2 separate regions of the Mus musculus genome follow, and region 2 is linked to region 1. The links are chromatin contacts, found by POLR2A ChIA-PET in ENCODE. All regions are on one chromosome and are shown on one strand. The core of a region is the stretch at or near the end of the contact, and the rest is flanking DNA. Distances in the headings are between cores, read along the strand shown.

Region 1 (4,952 bases), core at 1,852-4,351:
CTTCCCACTCCTCCTCCTCCTCCCTCCTCCTTCCTCTTCCTCCTCCTCCCTCCTCCTTTTTCTACTACTATGGGATATCTGATCTTCCGGTCACTCAAGCCCAAATCTTTGGAGTTATCCTTGGCTCCTACCTCTTAAATCCCAGTCAGTTGTCTCCTCAAAATAAAATCTGGCTACTTCTCAGCAGCTCCATTTCCCCTCCCTGCTTCGAACCACATCCCTGTCACCTGTTCTCCGACAGGTTTTGTTAGCCTTGCTGAGCAGAGCCGTTTCACCACCTGTCTGCTTTCCCAACTCCATAGACTTTCCACCCACAGCTGCACTTGTATTTTCAAAACATAAGTTCAATGTTGTCATTCCTTAAAGCCATCCATATCTCTTTTCACTCACTGTAAAATCCAGATTTCTTATCATGGTCTACAATGCCCAATGGGACTGGCCTGCTGCCTGTTTGGCCTCATTCCCTTCTGTCTTCTTGTCTCCTTGTCTCCTGAGTTCCGACCTTCACATGCTTGTGTGAACAGTCTGAAAATGTTCCTGCCATTGAGCCTTTCTTGTCATTCTTTCTGTCTGTAACACTTACTCAGGTGTGAGCCCTCTCTGCCTTCCTTCTTTGTGTCTCTCTTTTCAAAGGCTTTTAAAACGATGGAGCCTTTCCTATCCTACTCTACAAAATATCTTGTTGACATTTTCTAACCCCCTAAAAGCCTCTCACCCTAATTTTACTTAATGCTGACCACCACATGACATAACTAGTTTCCATGATTGTTTTGCCTATATTTTCAGTGATATTGACACCCCATGGGATCTATAGTAGCAGGAACTTAGTAGCTGTTCATAAGTTGGGCATATTAGGCAGATTTTCTGCTGGCTGGTCAGGGAAGGAAACTTAGAGTGAGTTTCTACCAGGGAATACCAGAGGCCACTCAGCTTTTGAAAAGACTGCCTTAGAAAAATAGATATGGAAGCCTTGTGGTATAGAAACACAAGCCTTTAACCCCAGCACTTGGGAGACAGAGGCAAGTAGATTTCTGTGAGTTAGAAGCCAGCCTGGTCTATATAATGAGTTCTAGGACAAACAGAACTACATAGTGAAACCTTTTCCCCATTAATTAATTAGTTAATTAATTAATCACTTTACATCCCAGTCACAGCACTGTCCCCCGCCCCATATTGGGACCCTTTAATCTCAGCATTCAGGAAGCAGAGGCAGGCAAATTTCTGAGTTTGTAGCCAGCCTAAGTAAAGAAAAAAAAAAAAAAAAAAAAAAAAAAAAAGCCTGTAGCTGGCTCTCCAGCCCACTTACAGTTTGGGAACTGCCGGCTAGATTAGAGCATATTAAGAGATGTAAGGTCAGAATCTCAGGCTTAATGTACTTTATTGTAAGCATTAGTGAGCTCCTTGATCCAATAACTCACTCATCTGTGCCCTCAGCTAGATGCCCAAGGTGGGCCCTTTAGGTTATCTGCCGACATCTGGTTTATGCCAGCCTGTGCTGGATTTGCCACACCGTAGGTCAGGGGTGTGGCGGGTGGGCATCTGGTGGTCATGATTAGGGCGTGGAGGTGCTCAGCTTCACAGGTCCCAGGAGCTTCAGCAGCCTGCTGTTTAGATGGAGAAGAAGCTGAACCAGGAAGACCTCCACAGTCAGCCTGCTGTTTCTCCAAGGTTGGAATGAGCAGAGCAGGCCATGATGTCTGTCCTGAAGTTCTTGGTGGCTAGGAGGTGCCCAGAGAAGGACAACGTGGGGGTACCTCAGAGTGGGTAGAGATGCCACAGGCTGTGGAAGACAGGGTGGGAGAAGGAAGTCATAGCCACATCAGTTCTGTTCCTTGATGGACTGTCTCTAGTTCTTACTTACTTACTGCCTACAATCCTGTGGCTCTGGTGAACACCTCAGGACTCATGGATAGCTCCATGGGCCCTAGATATACCCGTCCCCCACCATCAGCTCATAGAGGTAAGGATCATTATCGAGATCTATCTCGAGCCAGACTCTTCTTGCTTGACAGGAAGGACCGTCTAAGTCTGTTCCCACTTCTCCAAGTCAAGGTAGCCCCTACGTAGACCAAGAGGGTGGCAGCTCCTGGAGAAGTCCCTGGTTCCCCTGAAAGCTGTCCCAGCCTATCCTGACCTGCATTGGAAGTGAGGGTCTTCAGGGTGTGCCTTCAACACTTGGTACACCTCTAGGGGGGGCTTCAAGCCCATCTGCTCTGCCCGACTCCAGCGCTGCAGCCTTGTGATACCTGCCATCAGGAAAAGAAGACAGGATAGGCAGGAGAATCCAGGATAGTGGACATGGACGGCAGTTTCTTGAGCCTCCATAGTCAGTTTCAGGAGACAGTGTCCAAGAGCTAGGCAGGATTACTTTTGAGACACATTGATAACAGAACTGATTCAGAGATGTGCCTGATGGGAGGGACTGGAAATGGGGTGCTCACCTGTACAAGGCCCATACTGCCAGGCCAGGTCAAACTGCCTCAGCAGCTCCAGCTCTGTTTCCTCCTGGCTGAGGGACTGGGTGTCTTCCCCTGCAATAACATGTGGTGGCTCCTCAGGCACATCCAGGCCTTTGCCCTACCCTGGACTTAGAGCTGTGACTCTATATCCTGGCAATCTCCCCACCCATTTGCCTTTGCCATCCAGCAGACAGACAGCTCATCGGAAGTGCGAGACATGCTAGCTTCCCTTTTTAGCCAACACACACACACACACACACACACACACACACACACACACACACACACAGAGTCCTTTCTGGTCACTTCATGTCCACTCTTCCTGCCACCCCCACATTTTAGAGACCTAGCTCGGGTGCCAGCTCTCCCTTGCTGTGCCCAGGGGGCCCCTCCCTCTTCTTCACAACAGGATAGGAGTCAGTGATGAACCGCTTCCGACCCATGGCGGCCACCCAGGCAGGCGGAGCAGGAGGCAAAGAAAAGGCAGGGCAGCGGGCCTGTGAGAGACAGCTGCTGAGAGTGAGAGAGGGGGCCAGAGAGAGATGGGCCAGCAATGGACAGACAAGTTGACCCAGACAAGCAGAGAGAGGAAGTCCCTAGGTTCCAGGGAATGACGCCTGTCTTCCGCCCCCACAAGCACGCAAACATCAGAGACCTAAGCAAATGGCAAACGGCCTTTGCGGGGCGGGACCTTAATTCTAGCCAATGGCAATCGGCAGAAGACGGGGGGCGGGGTAGCTGCTGCTGCGTTTCGAGTGAGGAGGGGTTAGGCGGAACCAAGAACCTGTCAAGATGCCCCAGACTTCACCACCTCCTCGGGTTTCTCATTGGTCCACTTGGGTCCCTTGGGACATATAGAGAGTTATCCTCGGCCTCTCACTTCCCGTTTTTCCTTCCTAGGCAAATGTTCTTTTCAGCCTCACTAATCCCCATGGCCAGTTTTTAAGTCCCCTGAGAACCTTTTTCTCCTGCCGGTTGGCCCTAGAGCGCTGTGGGATCAGATCTGTAGGTCCAAAGAGAGTTTGGACTAGTCCAGGTCCTTCCCTGCTGCTCTTACTGGCCCCAGGAGACCTTGCTGGAGAAACTCATGAGCTCAGAAGGCTCCTTTCTCACAGTCTGCTGGCAGAGCCACTGTCCACCCAGCCCAGGCATGCGGTTGCTGTGGCCGCTGTCAAGTCCCACAGCCTGCCTCTGTCCACTTTGCTAGTCAGGAAGATTCCATTCCAAGCAGGACGCCAGAAGTATAGTCTCCATTCTCCATGGGTTCATATCCCCAGTTCTTAACTGACAGATCTGCTCTGTTTTTTTGTTTTTGTTTTTTTCTGAATGTGTATCATGAGCAGAAAATAATTTCAATAAACCCAACCCTCATATTGGACTTTCCATGTGCCGAGTTCTAAGCATCTCCCACATGCTAACTCAAAATAGATATCAAAAGAGTTTTTTTGCAAGTGGGAAGTGTAGGCAAATTGTGATCAGTGCTCTTAGTAACAGCTACTGTGTAACTAACTAGCTTCCCGTGTGCTGCAGAAGTGCTCTTAGTAACAGCTACTGTGTAACTAACTAGCTTCCCGTGTGCTGCAGAAGTGCTCTTAGTAACAGCTACTGTGTAACTAACTAGCTTCCCGTGTGCTGCAGAAGTGCTCTTAGTAACAGCTACTGTGTAACTAACTAGCTTCCCGTGTGCGGCAGAAGCTCCCAGGCTTGCGCGGTAGAGAGAGGGACATACACAGTCGTTAGTCCTGGACAGGAGAGCAGGAGCACGAATGCCTTAGAGCTGGAGGAGAATGGTAGGCATTGGGAGAAGACCTCAGGAGGTAATTGCTGTAAACAGCGTCTCTCAATTCTCTACCCATGACCTTTGTTTTGGGGCTCCTGTCATCACTGACTCACCCCTACTACCACCTCCCCCTCACCAACTTCCTGGCAGCGGGTGAAAATGCTGGCCCGTGGGAGTCTGGGAACCAGCACTTGGACTGACCCAGCACTAATCACCCTCTGGAGAGCCCATCCGGTTCTTCCTTCCAGGGGTGCAAGGATGGCTGGTTGGAGGCCTTTGCCCTCCTTTTTGGAAGCTCTGTGATCTGGCTTAGGAAGCACTCGGCTGGCCTCCCGTGTGTGTGGAGGCAGAGAAGAGGACCCCTCCAAAGAGAAACCCACCAGTGGTGGGCAGAAGGTTGTGTCTCCAGGGACCTCCTCTTGCTAGCCTTCCCCCATTAGCTTCTTGAAGAAGAAGGAGCTGCAGGCACACTGCAAAGACCTGGAAGGCCTTTCTGGGACCCATTGTTTGGGGTGGCTCAGGTCTGATCCCTCCATCTGTCTCCTGGACATCTGGGAGAAGAGACCCTACAGAGTTGGGAAGGGGGACAGGGAGAATTCTCTACTAGGCAGGGAAAGGCACAGGCATTAGGTCTAGTGAGGCTCTATAGTGGGTAGCTCCTAGGCTCCGTGGGACTGACCACCACTCCTCCCTAAGAAGGCCTCAGATATTCT
Region 2 (5,524 bases), core at 1,103-3,602, 37 kb before region 1:
GTGGCTAAGTGAGGAGCACCCACTGTCCTTGGGTGACCAGGTGACACCCATCATTGACCTGATGGCCATCAGCAACGCTCATTTTGCCAAGCTACGGGATTTCATCACTCTGCGTCTCCCACCAGGCTTCCCTGTCAAGATTGGTGAGAGGGCAGGCAAGGGGGTAACCAGGACTTGGGCATGATGCCCTCCTCAGGTTTGGGGTTACTGAGGGGTGCAGGCAGCTCAAGCCTGGCTCTCTCCCCTCAGAGATTCCCCTCTTCCATGTGCTCAATGCCCGCATCACCTTCAGTAACCTTTGCGGCTGTGATGAGCCTGTGAGCTCGGTGTGCGTCCCCAACTCCAGTTCTGCCATTTCTGCTTCAGGTATGACTATAGCTACAGGAGACATTCACAGCTGGTAGCTCTCTGATCAGCCTTAGGGCTGAACATGACCCTTCCGCTGCCCTGCCCAGGAAGCCCTTTTCCATGTGAGGTGGACCCCACTGTATTCGAGGTGCCCGAGGGATACAGTGTGCTGGGTGCTGAGCGCAGCGAGCCCCTTCGGGATGAGGATGACGACCTGCTGCAGTTTGCCATCCAGCAGAGCCTGCTTGAGGCAGGCACAGAGGCAGAGCAGGTGGGATGCAAGTGGAAGGTGGGTCATGGCCTCTACAGCCACAGGCCCAAGGTGACAGTTCTGGGCTCTGGCTGCTGCAGGTGACGGTGTGGGAAGCCCTGACCAACACACGGCCTGGCATTCACCCTCCTCCCCGAGTCACAGTGTTTGAAGAGCAGCTTCAGTTGGAGCAGTGAGTCCCTCAGGAACTGTGTGTGGGTCCCTGGCTGCTGGTGATGGGTGGGAAGCCAGGGAGTTCTGATCCAAGGGCTCCATGCCTTCACATGGCAAAATGCTGCTTACCGTGGGGAGCATGAAGAGCCAAAAGAGGGCCTGCTTGTCTCTGTCCCTGACACCTTGTTCTCAAAATTGCATGGGCTTGGCTCCTCCCCAAGCCTTCTCACTGGTCTGCTCTCCCCTCAACCCTTACCCTGAAGGGCCCTGCAGGAAAGCCTACAGCTGTCCACAGAGTCCAGGGGTCCAGAATCTCCTCAGAAGACACCTCCATCCCCTGCACCCCCAAGCTTTGAGGAGCAGCTTCGCCTGGCCCTGGAGTTGTCTTCAAGGGAACAGGAGGAGTTGGAGCGACGGGGTCAGCAGGAAGAAGACGACTTACAGCGGATCCTGCAGCTGTCACTCACAGAGCACTGAGTTGCCTGGCCTTGGGACGGCTCCCCAGGGCCATGCCTTCTGCCTGGTTTTGTAATTTATTTATTTATAAACTGTCTGCTGCTGAGCTTGGGACCTGGGCACTGAAGATAGGCTAGCAGTGAGACTGAGGTGGAAATAAAGAGACCATCAGCAGTAGGCTTGCTGTCCTGCGTGGTCTGGAACCAAGGGGACACTGGATGGGGTTACTGATGGGTAGTCCTCGCTGGAGCTGGCACTGAGCAGCTTTGGAGCCTCCATTTCTACAGCTAGAAAATAAGACCACTTCTCACGGGGCAGGAGTTCCTGGAGATTCTGAAATTTCCCTGGATGCTACCCCAACCCCAGGTTCTGCCTGCCACCCAGCCTGATGGTCCATACTCCCGCTGGGCTGGGTCTTCCTATTCTACCTACTGGGGGAAGCTCCCACCTCATCCCCAAAACTCAGGCACAGGTTCCCCCTGTTTCAAGTATTTTCTACCAGAATGAACCTTTAAGCAAGTCACTCTCTGGGGAAGGGGCTCAGCCCTGTCCTAGTCACCCCTAGGGTGGACCTGAAATGCGTACAGGTATTGGGGACTATTGCAAAAATTCCAAAAAGGCCTTCTGTTCTCCCAGATCTTCTCAAGAGTAGAGGAATGACAGCCAAGCAGAAAAGAGAGCAAGTTTGGAATGGGGTGGTAGATTTAAGACCCATTGCCTCCCAGGTATGGTGGCGCATGCCTCTAATTCTAGTGCTTGGGAGGCAGAGGCAGGTGGATCTCTGGGTTTTAGGCGACTTGCTCTATATAATGAGTTTCAGGTCTGTCAGCTACATAGTGAGACCCTGTCTCAAAAACAAAACTGTTGCCCTTGCTCCTTCCTTTCCAAGAAACCATAGCATAAACCAAACAGTGGGGGTCCAAGTCTTACTGGGTGCAGCAAGAAGGGTTGAAAGCCTTCTGTGGGCAAAGCGACCAAAGCAGGGAAAGTGAGGTCTGGGCTCACCTGCGCCACGCCCTTGACCACGCCTCTAGCGCGGTCGGGGCGGGGCAAGCTGAACCGAGACCGCAGGGGCGGGGCCGCTGTCGCTCGGTACCAGCTCTACGCGACCAGACTGGTCATGAGTCGGGCCCTTTAAGGGCCGCTCCCGAGGAGGTGCCAGGCCCTGGTGGCTCCAATCTCTTCTTCCTGGTTGTGCGAAGGCAGGGACTGACCGTAAGGCTGAGGGAGGGGTCGTGCCGGGTGTTCGCCCAGGTGTTCCGGGCCTGCCTACCTTATGGCGCTGGTCACAGTGAGTCGCTCGCCGCCGGCAAGTGGCCACTCCACGCCTGTGGGACCCACGGTGAGTTTAGCTTGGTTTTACGCTCTTACAGTTGGCTGCCAAGGTAGGCCTTAGGGAGCAAGTCCTGCCCCTAGCAGACGGCTGGGAGTAGGCGGAGGGGGACCTTGAGTCTCACGTTTTAAGGCACTTGGGAGGCCCTGAGGCTCCCAGGAGCTCGACGTAGGTAGATGCGGAATCCTGAGAACCGCCCGGGTCTGTTGAAGCCCAGATCTGCCCAAATACCTCCCACACTCTGCAACCCCCTATCCTTGCAGCACTGCTGTACCTGGACTTAGGCCGGGTTTCTCTGGGGCCTGTTGGAGGGGAGCGGCTTCAGAGGAAAGAGATTTCTTTTCCACCTAGCGCTCCCTTGTAGGAAGAGGAGAGGCTTTTGGGTGCTTCCTGTCCTGGAAGCTGCTCTCTTACTCTATTCCCGGGCTGCTTTCTCAGCAGGACCGAGTGGTAAGACGCAGAGGCCGGCTCCAGCGCAGGTGAGTTCTGTCTGACAAATGCTTCCTTATAGCCTGTGGCCTAGCTGCTGCCATTGTGGACTCCTGATGTCTTGCTTGGACCAAGGACTCACTTAAGTATTGTCAGATAAACTCATGCTTAGGTGGGAGGCAGATGCTGTGGGTGGAGCTGGCAAACATCACATCTCTGGCTTGTGGAAGAACCAGCATGGTTAACTTAGCCCTGGCCAGTAGATGCTTTCACACATTACCTGGACCTTGGCTCGCCCAGTAATCCCAGGACCAAGGGCAGGATGGGACCTGAAGGAGTATAAGTGCTTAAACAAGTTTATAGCATCTGAGTCCACCCCGAAAAGGAACACATTCCAAAGGTGCAAAACAAGGTGAGGAGGAGCCTGAGAGCCCAAGGCTGGCTCTAGGTGCCTACCGCTATCAGGGTCCTGGTTACAAAAGTGCAAACTGTGCCTCACTCCGGCCCATCTGACTCTGGAGAGCGGGCCAGCAGCCCACTTCCGCCAGCCAGGGGACTCAGCCTCCCTAAAGTTTGAAAACCTATGACCTGAACCATGTCCCCATCGCTCTGCCAGGCAGAGTTTTGCGGTGCTCCGAGGGGCTGTCCTGGGACTTCAGGATGGAGGGGACAGTAATGTTGCATCTGAGGCTGACTCTGAGCCAATGGAGGAACCCTCAGGTGAGGAACAGCCCACCGAGGACCAGACTGACAAAGGGCAAGGACTCCAGAGTCCCTGGAAACAAGTGCAAAAGCGGCACCTGCACCTCATGGTGGAGCTGCTGAGGCCGCAGGATGATATCCGCCTGGTAAGGAACCACCCGGAGCTCATGTCTATCTAAGATCAGTGCTATGAGATCTGGGGCCACAACAACTCTGCCACTTCATCTAGAGACAGCAAGGCAAGGGCATATCTGTCTCTGGAGGGCTGGGAATGGACAAGGGAGGTTTGTCCCCTGTGAGCCAAGAGCTGGGGTTATATGAGGGAGGTCTCTGTTAATCCACAGGAGGCCTCTGTTGATACTAGTGAGTTGCCCAGAGATGGACTCATACTCCCAGGGTTGTGTAGTACGCCTTGGCAGCTAAGTGCCAGTCAGGCGACCAGAGCACCCAAGAAGTCTGGGATCCCCTGGAACCTAAGGGCCAGCTCCAGAAAGTGTGTGGAGGCAGACACTTCTTGTTGGCAGCAAAGAATGAAGAAGATTCGAGCTTTGGAAAAGCTGTTTAGAACAGAAGCCCTAGGGTTTTGTTGTTTGTCTTTTTTCTTACATGTTTTGGTGTTTTGCATGCATGTATGTCTGTGTGAAGGTATCAGAAGCTTTGGAACTGGAATTACAGACTGGTGTGAGCTGTCATGTGGGTGCTGGGAACTGAGTCTGGGTCCTCTGGAAGATTAGCCAATGCTTTTAACCATTGAGTCATCTTTCCAGCCCCAGGAATGTTGTTCTAAGCCATTATAAGATGAAATCTTTCTAGCATGTGTGAGGCCCTACATCTAATTCCTAGCACCACAAAAACAAAGATTAATATCTGTGGTAGGAGGCATTTCTCAAATAAAATATTTGCTAGTAGCAGGGCTAGAGAGGTGGCTCAGGGGTTAAGAGTTCTGACCGTTCTTCCAGAAGACCCTTAGTTCAGTTGTCTCTTGAAGGCCGCAAGAAGGATGGCCGCCTTCTCACTCAGATACTCTCTTGCGGAAACTGCCAGAAGTAGCACAGTTTTGGGGGTCAGACTTCAAAAGACAGTTTGTTGAGTCACAAACTGCAAAAAAGGAGTACCACTATATTCTCCAGTAGCCACTGATCTTCTGTCTAGGAATTGGTGGTACAGGGGCTGTCAAGATGTGAGCTGTGTCCATGTGGAGTGAAGAAACAGATCCTGGAGCTCCTATAATTCAGGGCCTCTTCCATCTTTCTAGGCAGCCCAGCTGGAGGCAGCCCGACCCCCCAGACTTCGCTACCTGCTGGTAGTATCCACGGGAGAAGAACTGAGTGAGGAGGCCATCCTGCTTGGGGTGGACTTCCCTGACAGCAGGTAGGAGCAGGGAGAGAAGGGTTGGGCCAAGGCTGTGAGGTGCTGAGGAACAATGGCTCTCCTGTCCCCTGCCAGTTCCCACAGCTGCACCCTGGGCCTGGTCTTGCCCCTCTGGAGTGATACCCAGGTGTACCTGGACGGCGATGGGTAAGAGGCAGCAACAGGAGGGGAGAGAGAAGAATGGGGAGGCAGGCATTGAACAGTGGGGCGGTGCTGGGACCTACTTTCTTATACGTTATGATCTTGGGCAAGTCACCTAACTCTGGGCCTCAGCATCCCCATATCTGGCAAATGAACAGGTTCTCTGAGAGCCTGGTATTTGGTTCCACCCTCCCTGGGTCTCCTGCAGGGGCTTCAGTGTGACATCTGGTGGTCAAAGCCGAATCTTCAAGCCTGTCTCTATCCAGACCATGTGGTAAGCGCTGCAGAGCCCTAACCTTGGGCCAGGCTCTTAGGTGGCA

The links. ChIA-PET counts read pairs that join two places held with the same protein, here RNA polymerase II (POLR2A).
Region 2: POLR2A ChIA-PET joins it to region 1 with 14 read pairs in embryonic stem cell. The contact joins the promoter of Ssh3 here to the promoter of Pold4 in region 1. POLR2A ChIA-PET finds 5 or more read pairs at or near these places in 3 of 5 experiments (Patski and embryonic stem cell).

What each region holds. Positions count from the first base shown.
Region 1 is chr19:4,230,042-4,234,993 of GRCm38, reverse strand. It overlaps Pold4 (polymerase (DNA-directed), delta 4), which reads right to left and starts at 3,101. Exons shown (of 4, transcript NM_027196.4): 1 at 2,806-3,101; 2 at 2,442-2,531; 3 at 2,135-2,246; 4 at 1,360-1,780. The coding sequence starts at 2,902. The coding sequence ends at 1,756. It overlaps Gm45928 (predicted gene, 45928), which reads right to left. Exons shown (of 4, transcript NR_132309.2): 2 at 2,442-2,531; 3 at 2,135-2,246; 4 at 1,362-1,780. All of the region lies in intron 2 of LOC102631992 (a long non-coding RNA gene), which reads left to right.
Region 2 is chr19:4,266,061-4,271,584 of GRCm38, reverse strand. Ssh3 (slingshot protein phosphatase 3) reads left to right here and starts at 2,352. Exons shown (of 14, transcript NM_198113.3): 1 at 2,352-2,570; 2 at 3,000-3,040; 3 at 3,607-3,838; 4 at 4,948-5,063; 5 at 5,139-5,210; 6 at 5,413-5,478. The coding sequence starts at 2,505. Ankrd13d (ankyrin repeat domain 13 family, member D) reads left to right here. Exons shown (of 15, transcript NM_026720.2): 11 at 1-143; 12 at 250-366; 13 at 456-619; 14 at 700-791; 15 at 1,036-1,405. The coding sequence ends at 1,249.